2 separate regions of the Homo sapiens genome follow, and region 1 is linked to region 2. A link is an interaction called in ENCODE POLR2A ChIA-PET data of the cell type or tissue named here. Cell type or tissue: Caco-2. All regions are shown on one strand. Links, peaks and the distances in the headings refer to the core of each region. The heading gives the core; the rest is flanking DNA. Region 1 has its middle 10 kb from the start of TP53I3. Region 2 overlaps FAM228B (family with sequence similarity 228 member B).

Evidence for each region. ChIA-PET counts read pairs that join two places held together with the same protein. Peaks named below come from ENCODE experiments on the same cell type or tissue, not always from the same donor. Only the 100,000 strongest peaks of a DNase experiment are listed, where the experiment ranks them.
Region 1: POLR2A ChIA-PET joins it to region 2 with 6 read pairs; 8 of 35 experiments call an interaction of 5 or more read pairs at or near these places.

Annotation. Positions count from the first base shown.
Region 1 is chr2:24,093,061-24,097,453 of GRCh38, forward strand. It overlaps a transcript of FAM228B not described here. Among named protein-coding and RNA genes, the nearest start is that of TP53I3, 10 kb to the left of the region's middle. RefSeq lists an enhancer at 1,895-3,094. In Caco-2, for the core only: no CTCF peak of the experiment used is centred there; a DNase peak (open chromatin) is centred at 2,500.
Region 2 is chr2:24,158,654-24,163,046 of GRCh38, forward strand. It overlaps FAM228B (family with sequence similarity 228 member B), which reads left to right. Exons shown (of 11, transcript NM_001145710.2): 8 at 2,853-2,960. Among named protein-coding and RNA genes, the nearest start is that of FAM228A, 14 kb to the right of the region's middle. In Caco-2, for the core only: no CTCF peak of the experiment used is centred there; no DNase peak of the experiment used is centred there.

The sequences.
Region 1 (4,393 bases), core at 286-4,285, 65 kb before region 2:
CTGCACACATTTTTATTCTGAAATAGGCAAAAAGCATGTCCCAAAACTATGTGTCCCCTCTCACTTTTTATTTTTATTTTTATTTTATTTTACTTTAAGTTCTGGGATACATGTGTTGAAGGTGCAGGTTTGTTACGTAGGCATACATGTGCCATGGTGGTTTACTACACCTATCAGCCTGTCATCTAGGCTTTAAGCCCCTCATGCATCAGGTGTTTGTCCTAATGCTCTCCCTCCCCTTGCCCCTAGCCCCCCAACAGGCCCCGGTGTGTGATGTCCCCCTCCGTGTGTCCACGTGTTCTCATTGTTCATCTCCCACTTATGAGTGAGAACATGCGCTATTTGGTTTTCTCTTCCTGTGTTAGTTTGCTGAGGATGATGGTTTCCAGCTTCATCCATGTCCCTGCAAAGGACATGAACTCACTCTTTTTTATGGCTGCATAGTATTCCATGGTGTATATGTATCATATTTTCTTTATCCACTCTATCATTGATGGGCATTTGGGTTGGTTCGGTGTCTTTGCTATTGTAAACAGTGCTGCAATAAACATATGTGTGCATTTTTTTTTTTTTGAGACAGAATCTTGCTGTGTCACCCAGGCTGAAGTGCAGTGGCACAATCTTGGCTCACTGCAACCTCCTCCTCCTGGGTTCAAGCGATTCTCCTGCCTTAGCCTCCCAAGTAGCTTGGGACTACAGGGGCCCACCACCTAGCCTGGCTAATTTTTTTTGTATTTTTAATAGAGACGGGTTTCACCATATTGGCCAGGCTGGTCTTGAACTCCTGACCTTGTGATCTGCCCACCTCAGACTCCCAAAGTGCTGGGATTACAGGTATGAGCCACCGCTCCTGGCTGCATGTGTCTTTGTAGTGGAATGATTTATAAACCTTTGGGTATATACCCAGTAATGGGATTGCTGGGTCAAATGGTATTTCTGGTTCTAGATCCCTGAGGAATCGCCACATACTTTTTTTTTTTTTTTTTTTTTTTTTTTTAAGACAGGGTCTTGCTGTGTCACCCAGGCTGGAGTGCAGTGGCACCATCATAGCTTACTGCAGTGTTGACCTCTTGGATTCAAGTGATCCTCCTGCCCCAGCCTCCTGAATAACTGGGCCTTGGCCTCCCGAGTAGTCTCATGTGCCTGGGACTGCAGGCACATGCCACCACACCTGGCTACTTTTTAAAGTTTTGGTAGAGACAAGATCTTTCATGTTGCTCAGGCTGGTCTTCAACTCCTGGGCTTAAGTGATCTTCCTGCCTCCATCTACCAAAGTACAGAGATTACAGGTGTGAGCCACTGTGCCTAGCCTCCTCTCACATTTTTAAGTTGATATCTAAAATTATTCACCTGAAATATAAATAGTTTAAAAGATAAGGATTTCTTATTTCTTTTAATACTGACATTTTAAACTCTTAAAACAGGCTTTTTCCCCCTCCCGAGAGACAGAGTCTTGTTCTGTTGCTGAGGCCGGAGTAAAATGTTGTGATCATAACTCACTGTAACCTCAAACTCCTGAACTCAAGGAATCCTACCACCTCAGTCTTCCTAGTAGCTGGGACTATAGGCACATGACACCATGCCTGGCTAATTTTTCTGTTTTTCGTAGAGACAGTCTCACTATGTTGCCTCAGCTGGTCTTGAACTCTTGGCCTCAAGGGATCCTCCTTCCTTGGCCTCTCTAAGTGCTGAGTTTACAGGCATGAGCCACTTTGCCCAGCCTACATCAGGCTTTTAAATATATCAATTGGGCCGGGTGCGGTGACTCACACCTGTAATCCTGGCATTTTAGGAGGCCGAGGTGCGCAGATCACTTGAGTTCAGGAGTTGGAGACCAGCCTGGCCAACATGGTGAAACCCCATCTCTACTAAAAATACCAAAAAAATTAGCCTGGCGTGGTGGCACACACTCATAGTCCTAGCTACTCCCAAGGGTGAGGCAGGAGAATCACTTGAACCTGGGATGCAGAGGTTGCAGTCAGCCAAGATTGCGCCACTGCACTCCAGCCTTATATTAGAGCAATTTGATATTTATTAATATAATCATCCACTAAGAAAGACCCAAACTCTTCTTTAACAGTTAAAAGTTTAACAACCGGAACAGCTCCAGTCTGCAGCTCCCAGCGTGATCGACGCAGAAGACAGGTGATTTCTGCATTTCCGACTGAGGTAACTGATTCATCTCACTGGGACTGGTTTGACAGTGGGTGCAGCCCACGGATGGGGAGCTGAAGCAGGGCAGGGCGTCACCTCACCCTGGAAGTGCAAGGGGTCAGGGGATTTCCCTTTCCTAGCCAAGGGAAGCCGTGACAGACTACCTGGAAAAATGGGACACTCCTGCCCAAATACTGCACTTTTCCCAAGATCTTAGCCACCGGCAGACAAGGAGATTCTCTCCCATGCCTGGCTCGGCGGGTTCCACACCCACGGAGCCTTGCTCACTGCTAGTGCAGCAGTCTGAGATCGAACTGTGAGGCGGCAGCCTGGCTGGGGGAGGGGCGTCCGCTGTTGCTGAGGCTTGAGTAGGTAAACAAAGCAGCCGGGAAGTTCGAACTGGGCAGAGCCCACTGCAGCTCAGTAAGGCCTACTGCCTCTAGACTCCATCTCTGTGGCCAGGGCATAGCTGAACAAAAGGCAGCAGACAACTTTTGCAGACTTAAAGGTCCCTGTCTGACAGCTCTGAAGAGAGCATTGGTTCTCTCAGCACGGTGTTTGAGCTCTGAGAACGGACAGACTGCCTCCTTAAGTGGGTCCCTCACCCCCATGTAGCCTAACTAGGAGATACCTCCCAGGAGGGGCCGACAGACACCTCATATAGGCACCTGCCTCTCTGGGACGAAGCTTCCAGAGGAAGGATCAGGAAGTAGTATTTGCTGTTCTGCAATATTTGCTGTTCTGCAGCCTCCGCTGGTGATACCCAGGAAAACAGGGTCTGGGGTGGACCTCCAGCAAACTCCAACCGACCTGCAGCTGAGGGACCTGACAGTTAGAAGGAAAACTGAAAAACAGAAAGGAATAGCATCAACATCACCAAAAAGGTCATCTACACCAAAACCCCATCTGTAGGTCACCAACATCAAAGACCAAAGGTAGATAAAACCACAAAGATGGGGAGAAACCAGAGCAGAAAAGCTGAAAATTCTAAAAATCAGAGTGCCTCTTCTCCTCCAAAGGATCGCAACTCCTCGCCAGCAAAGAGACAAAGCTGGATGGAGAATGACTTTGACAAGTCGACAGAAGTAGGCTTCAGAAGGTTGGTAAAAACAAACTTCTCCGAGCTAAAGGAGGACGTTTGAACCCATCGCAAGGAAGTAAAACCCTTGAAAAAAGATTAGACGAATGGCTAACTGGAATAAACAGTGTAGAGAATACCTTAAATGACCTGATGGAGCTGAAAACCACGGCACAAGAACTTCGTGACACATGCACAACCTTCAATAGCCGATTCGATCAAGTGGAAGAAAGGGTATCAGTGATTGAAGATCAAATTAATGAAATAAAGCAAATAAGACAAGGTTACAGGAAAAAGAGTAAAAAGACATGAACAAAGCCTCCAAGACAAATGGGACTATGTGAAAAGACCAAATCTATGTTTGATTGGTGTACCTGGAAGTGATGGGGAGAATGGAACCAACTTGGAAAACACTCTTCAGGATATTATCCAGGAGAACTTCCCCAACCTAGCAAGGCAGGCCAACATTCAAATTCAGAAAATACAGAGAACACCACAAAGATACTCCTTGAGAAGAGCAACCCCAAGACACATAATTGTCAGATTCACCAAGGTTGAAATGAAGGAAAAAGTGTTAAGGGCAGCCAAAGAGAAAGGTTGAGTTACCCACAAAGGGACGCCCATCAGACTAACAGTGGATCTCTCTGCAGAAACCCTACAAGAAGAGAGTGGGGGCCAATATTCAACATTCTTAAAGAATTTTCAACCCAGAATTTCATATCTAGCCAAACTAAGCTTCATAAGTAAAGGAAAAATAAAATCCTTTACAGACAAGCAAATGCTGAGAGATTTTGTCACCACCAGGCCTGCCTTACGAGAGCTCCTAAAGGAAGCACTAAACATGGAAAGGAACAACTGGTACCAGCCACTGCAAAAACATGCCAAATTGTAAAGACCATCGATGCTATGAAGAAACTGCATGAATTAACGGGCAAAATAACCAGCGAACATCATAATGACAGGATCAAATTCACACATAACGATATTAACCTTAAATGTAAATGGGCTAAATGCCCCAATTAAAAGACACAGACTGGCAAATTGGATAAAGAGTCAAGACCCATCAATGTGCTGTATTCAGGAGACCCAGCTCATGTGCAAAGACACACATAGACTAAAATAAAGGGATGGAGGAAGATATACCAAGCAAATGGAAAGCAA
Region 2 (4,393 bases), core at 72-4,071:
CACATTTTTGGTAATAAGAGTCTCAGTCACGATGGTGGCAAGAGGAGTGAAACAGAGATCGATATGATGACACAAGGGAATTCTAGATTTTGGTGACTACATTTGGAGGGCCAGGGAGAACTAAGAGTCAGAGAGGAGCTCGAAGTTTTGAGAATTGTTATCCTCTGTATTAGTTTCCTGGGCTTGCCATAACAAAGCACTGCAAACTGAGCAGCTTGAAATGACAGGAATCTATTCTCCACAGTCCTGGAGGCTGGAAGACTAACGTCCAGGTACTGGCAGGGCCACTCTCTCTGAAGGCTCCTTGTCTCTTTCCTAGCTACTGATGGTTGAAGCAATCCAGCAATCCTTGGTGTTCCTCGGTTTATAGCCTTATCTCTGCAGTCTCTGTCTCCATCTTCACATGGTCTTCTCTCTGTGTCTGTGTCCAAATTCCCCTCTTCTGATAAGGACACCTATCAGTGGGTTAGGGTCCAACACCCTAATCTACTGTTACCTCATTTTAACCTGATAACATCTGCAAAGACCCTATTTCCAAATAAGGTCAAATTCACAGATGCCAGGGATTAGGATTTGAAGATATTTTTTTGGGTGCACGTAATTCATCCTATAACATTACATTAATTCATTCCATCAAAGAATCATGTATTGAGTTGTAATTGCCTTTAAAGCATTCACAATCGAATAGAGAAGACAGATATTTAAGCAGATCATTCTATTACAATGTGATATGCACATATTATTAAGGACACACAAAGAAGGGTCATTTAACCTAGCCTAATAGAAAGCAGACAAAGGTAGAACTTGGATAAAAATAGAAAAGGAGGAAGAACAGTTTCTTGGGATTTAAATCACTCAATGCTTTGTTTTATAATTTTATTAATTTAATAAATGACCTCTAGTTTGGGTACATCCAAGAGGAAACATCCCATCTGAAGTTACCAATAGGAGTTCGGTACAGTTCTGTAGCAGATATAGGTATGGGAGACAGCTACAAAGAGGAAGGAATCCATATGCATCCCGTCCCTCTTTCCATTTTATACCAAATTTCTGGGATCATTTTCCTTTTTTCTGAAGTTTGGCCTTTACAATTCAATGTTTGTTTACCTTTGAAGATAATTTGCCAAGCACACGATTCTAGATTGACAATTATTTCTCTTAATGTTTTAAAGACATAATTCTCTTGTTATTTGGCTTCTATTGTTGTTTTTGAGAAGTCTGCTGTCACTCTGATTTTCCGTCCTTTCTCTGTGGCTGCTGCTACGATCTTCTCTTTGTCTTTAGGTGTCCTGCATTCTCACTGCTGGTGTCTGGGTATGGGTTTCTTTTCTTTTCATTTTTTTTTTTTTTTTTGAGACAGGGTCTCATTTTGTCACCCAGAGTGGAGTGCAGTGGCGTGACCTTGGCTAACTGCAGCCTTGATCTCCTGGGCTCAAGTGATTCCCCACTCCTTGGCTCCCCAAGTAGATGGGACTACAGGCATGCACCACTACACCCAGCTAATTTTTGTATTTTTAGTAGAGATGAGGTTTCACCGTGTTGACCAGGCTGGTCTCGAACTCCTGGACTCAAGCAGTTTACCCACCTCAGACTCCCAGAGTGCTGGGATTACAAGCGTGAGCCACTGCACCCAGCTGGATTTCTTTTTATTTAACCTACTGGTATATGTTGTGCTTCCTGGATCTCTGTATTCATGTTTATCATCAGTTCAGAAAAATATACAGCAATTTTTAAAATTATCATTTTAAATATTGCTTTTTCTTCATTCTTTGCATTCTGCTTCTGGGCTCAGATTAGATATATATATTAGGCCTTCTTATTATCTTAATATCTTTTAATATGTCCTTTATATTTTCCATTTTCCTCTTTGTATATATTTTCCAGTTTGCTAATTCTTTCTTCGCTGTGTTTGATATTAAGATTTTAATTTCTTAAATTTCCTTTTTTCCCCCCAATATGCTTGTTCATTCCCAATAGGCTCTTATTGCTTTCTTATCTTGGTGATTGGTTCCTTTTCTTCTTCAAGCATTTCATACATTGCTGTACTACATTCTATGTTTTCTCTGTGCCAGCAAAATTTATGTTCTACGCAGGGCCAATATCACCCTTCCAATCAACCCTTGCATGGGTGCAAGATTGGAGGACTCTAAGATACCTGTCTGCCACCCCATGGCAAAGGACTGGGAAGTGGAATGTTTGGATTCTCTCTAGGGAAAAGCATTTTATATAATGCTTATAAATGACACAATTTCTGTGGCTTCTTGTTACTTTGGAGTTTAAGCTCTTAGTGGATAGGGAGTACTTTAAACTTTGCTTAGCTGATCCTTGGTTCTCAGTAAACAGTAAATCAATCTCCATCATGGTTTCAGAAACTCTAAAACAACTGATTTCATCCAAGAATGTATACCAGTTGGAATAATGATGTTTTTGTCTCTATATTTAGCAGTCAGTGTATAATAATATTTCCTATATAAATGTAAGCTAGTATTGCTTTCAAAACATTCTCATACCGCCAGGCGTGGAGGCTCATGCCTATCATCTCAGCACTTTAGGAGGCCGAGGCAGGAAGATCACTTGAGGCCAGGAGTTTGAGACCAGCCTGGGCAACATGTTGAGACCCCATCTCTACAAAAAATAAAAATAAATCCCTTGGCATGGTGGTGCATGCCTGTAGTCCTAGCTGCTTCGGAGGGTGGCTGAAGTGGGAGAGATCCCTTGAACCCAGGAGGTTGAGGCTGCAGTGAGCTGTGATTGCACCACTGCACCACAGCCTGAGCAACAGAGATCTTGTCTCAAAAAACAACAATAAAAAAGAACAAAAAAACCTTCTCACACTTGTTATCTTGTTAAAGGTTAAAGGTGAAAGTGAATTTTAATGACTGTAGTTTTGATTTGAAACCTTTGGCAAGAGCTCCTTATCTTTTGGAATCCCAGGAAGAAGAAAAAACAGTTATTTACAAGTAAGTCTGTTCTTCCATAGCTTTGCTCTTCTTTTGCTAAGATGCTAGGCTGTGCTGCCATCCCCTGCCATCCTTTCATGTTGCTGAGACGGTGCTGAGGCACACACAAAGCTCCATTGTGGCAGGACACCGGGCATCTCCTACCACTGTGTCTGGTGAGGTGGCAACACTTCCCAGGCTTTTCTGGTCTTAAAGAACAAGTAGGCTGGGTGCGGTGGCTCCCGCCTGTAATCCCAGCACTTTGGGAGGCCGAGGCGGGCAGATCACCTGAGGTCAGGAGTTTGAGACCAGCCTGGTCAACATGGTGAAACCCTGTCTCTACTAAAAATATAAAAATTAGCCAGGCGTGGTGGTGGGCAACTATAATCCCAGCTATCTGGAAGGCTGAGGCAGGAGAATTGTTTGAACCCGGGAGGCAGAAGTTGTAGTGAGCCAAGATTGTGCCACTGCACTCCAGCTTGGGCGACAGAGCAAGACTCTGTCTCAAAAACAAACAAACAAAAAAACCAAACAGCAACAACAAAACAAGTAGCTAATACAGAAATAACAAACACAGAAATGGAAAAAAAATTGTTAACAACTTGTACTAAAGCTAAAAGGTTAGGAGATTTAAAATTGAATTGGAGTAGTATAAATGGAGTTTGGGACTGGTTTGGGTGGGTAGTAGCTGTTACAATGTTGTACCTAGAGTGAAAGATGTTGTTGTAAACAGAGAATGGTACATACTATCAAATACTATGTATATAATGTGGGGAATCATCTCAGCTAACTAGTTTTAGAATTAAGAGATTTCTCTACATAATTATGTATCTTGTGACTATCTGGTTAAAAGTCGTGCTGCCCCTCAGATATTGCTGGAGGGAATGTAAAATGGTGCAGCAACTTTGGAAGGCAGCTTGGCAGTTTCTCAAGATGTTAAACATTAAATTATTATGTGACCCAGAAATTCCGCTCCTAGGTTTCTACTCAGGAGTAATGAAAACATATCCACATAAAGGCTAGGATATGGATGTTCATAGCAGCATTATTCACAACAGCCAAAAAAGTGGAAACAACCCAAATGTCTATCAGCTGATGAATGGATAAACAAGATGTGGTATATCCATACAATGGAATATTACTTGGCAATTAAAAGGAAAAAAATACTGATACATGCTGCAACATAGACAAACTTCAAAACCATTGTACTCAGTGAAGGAAGCCAATAACAAAAAGCTACATATAGTATGTTTTTTTATACAAAATGTTCAGAAAAGGCAAATCTGTAAAGACAGAAGGTAGATAGTAGTTGCTTAGGGCTGGGGATGGGAGTGGAGAGTGACTTAATGAGCATGGAGCCTTGGGGTTAATGAAAATGTTCTAAAATAAGATTGTCGTGGTGGTTGCACAACTCTGTAAATATACTAAAAACCATTGACTTGTACACTTAAAAT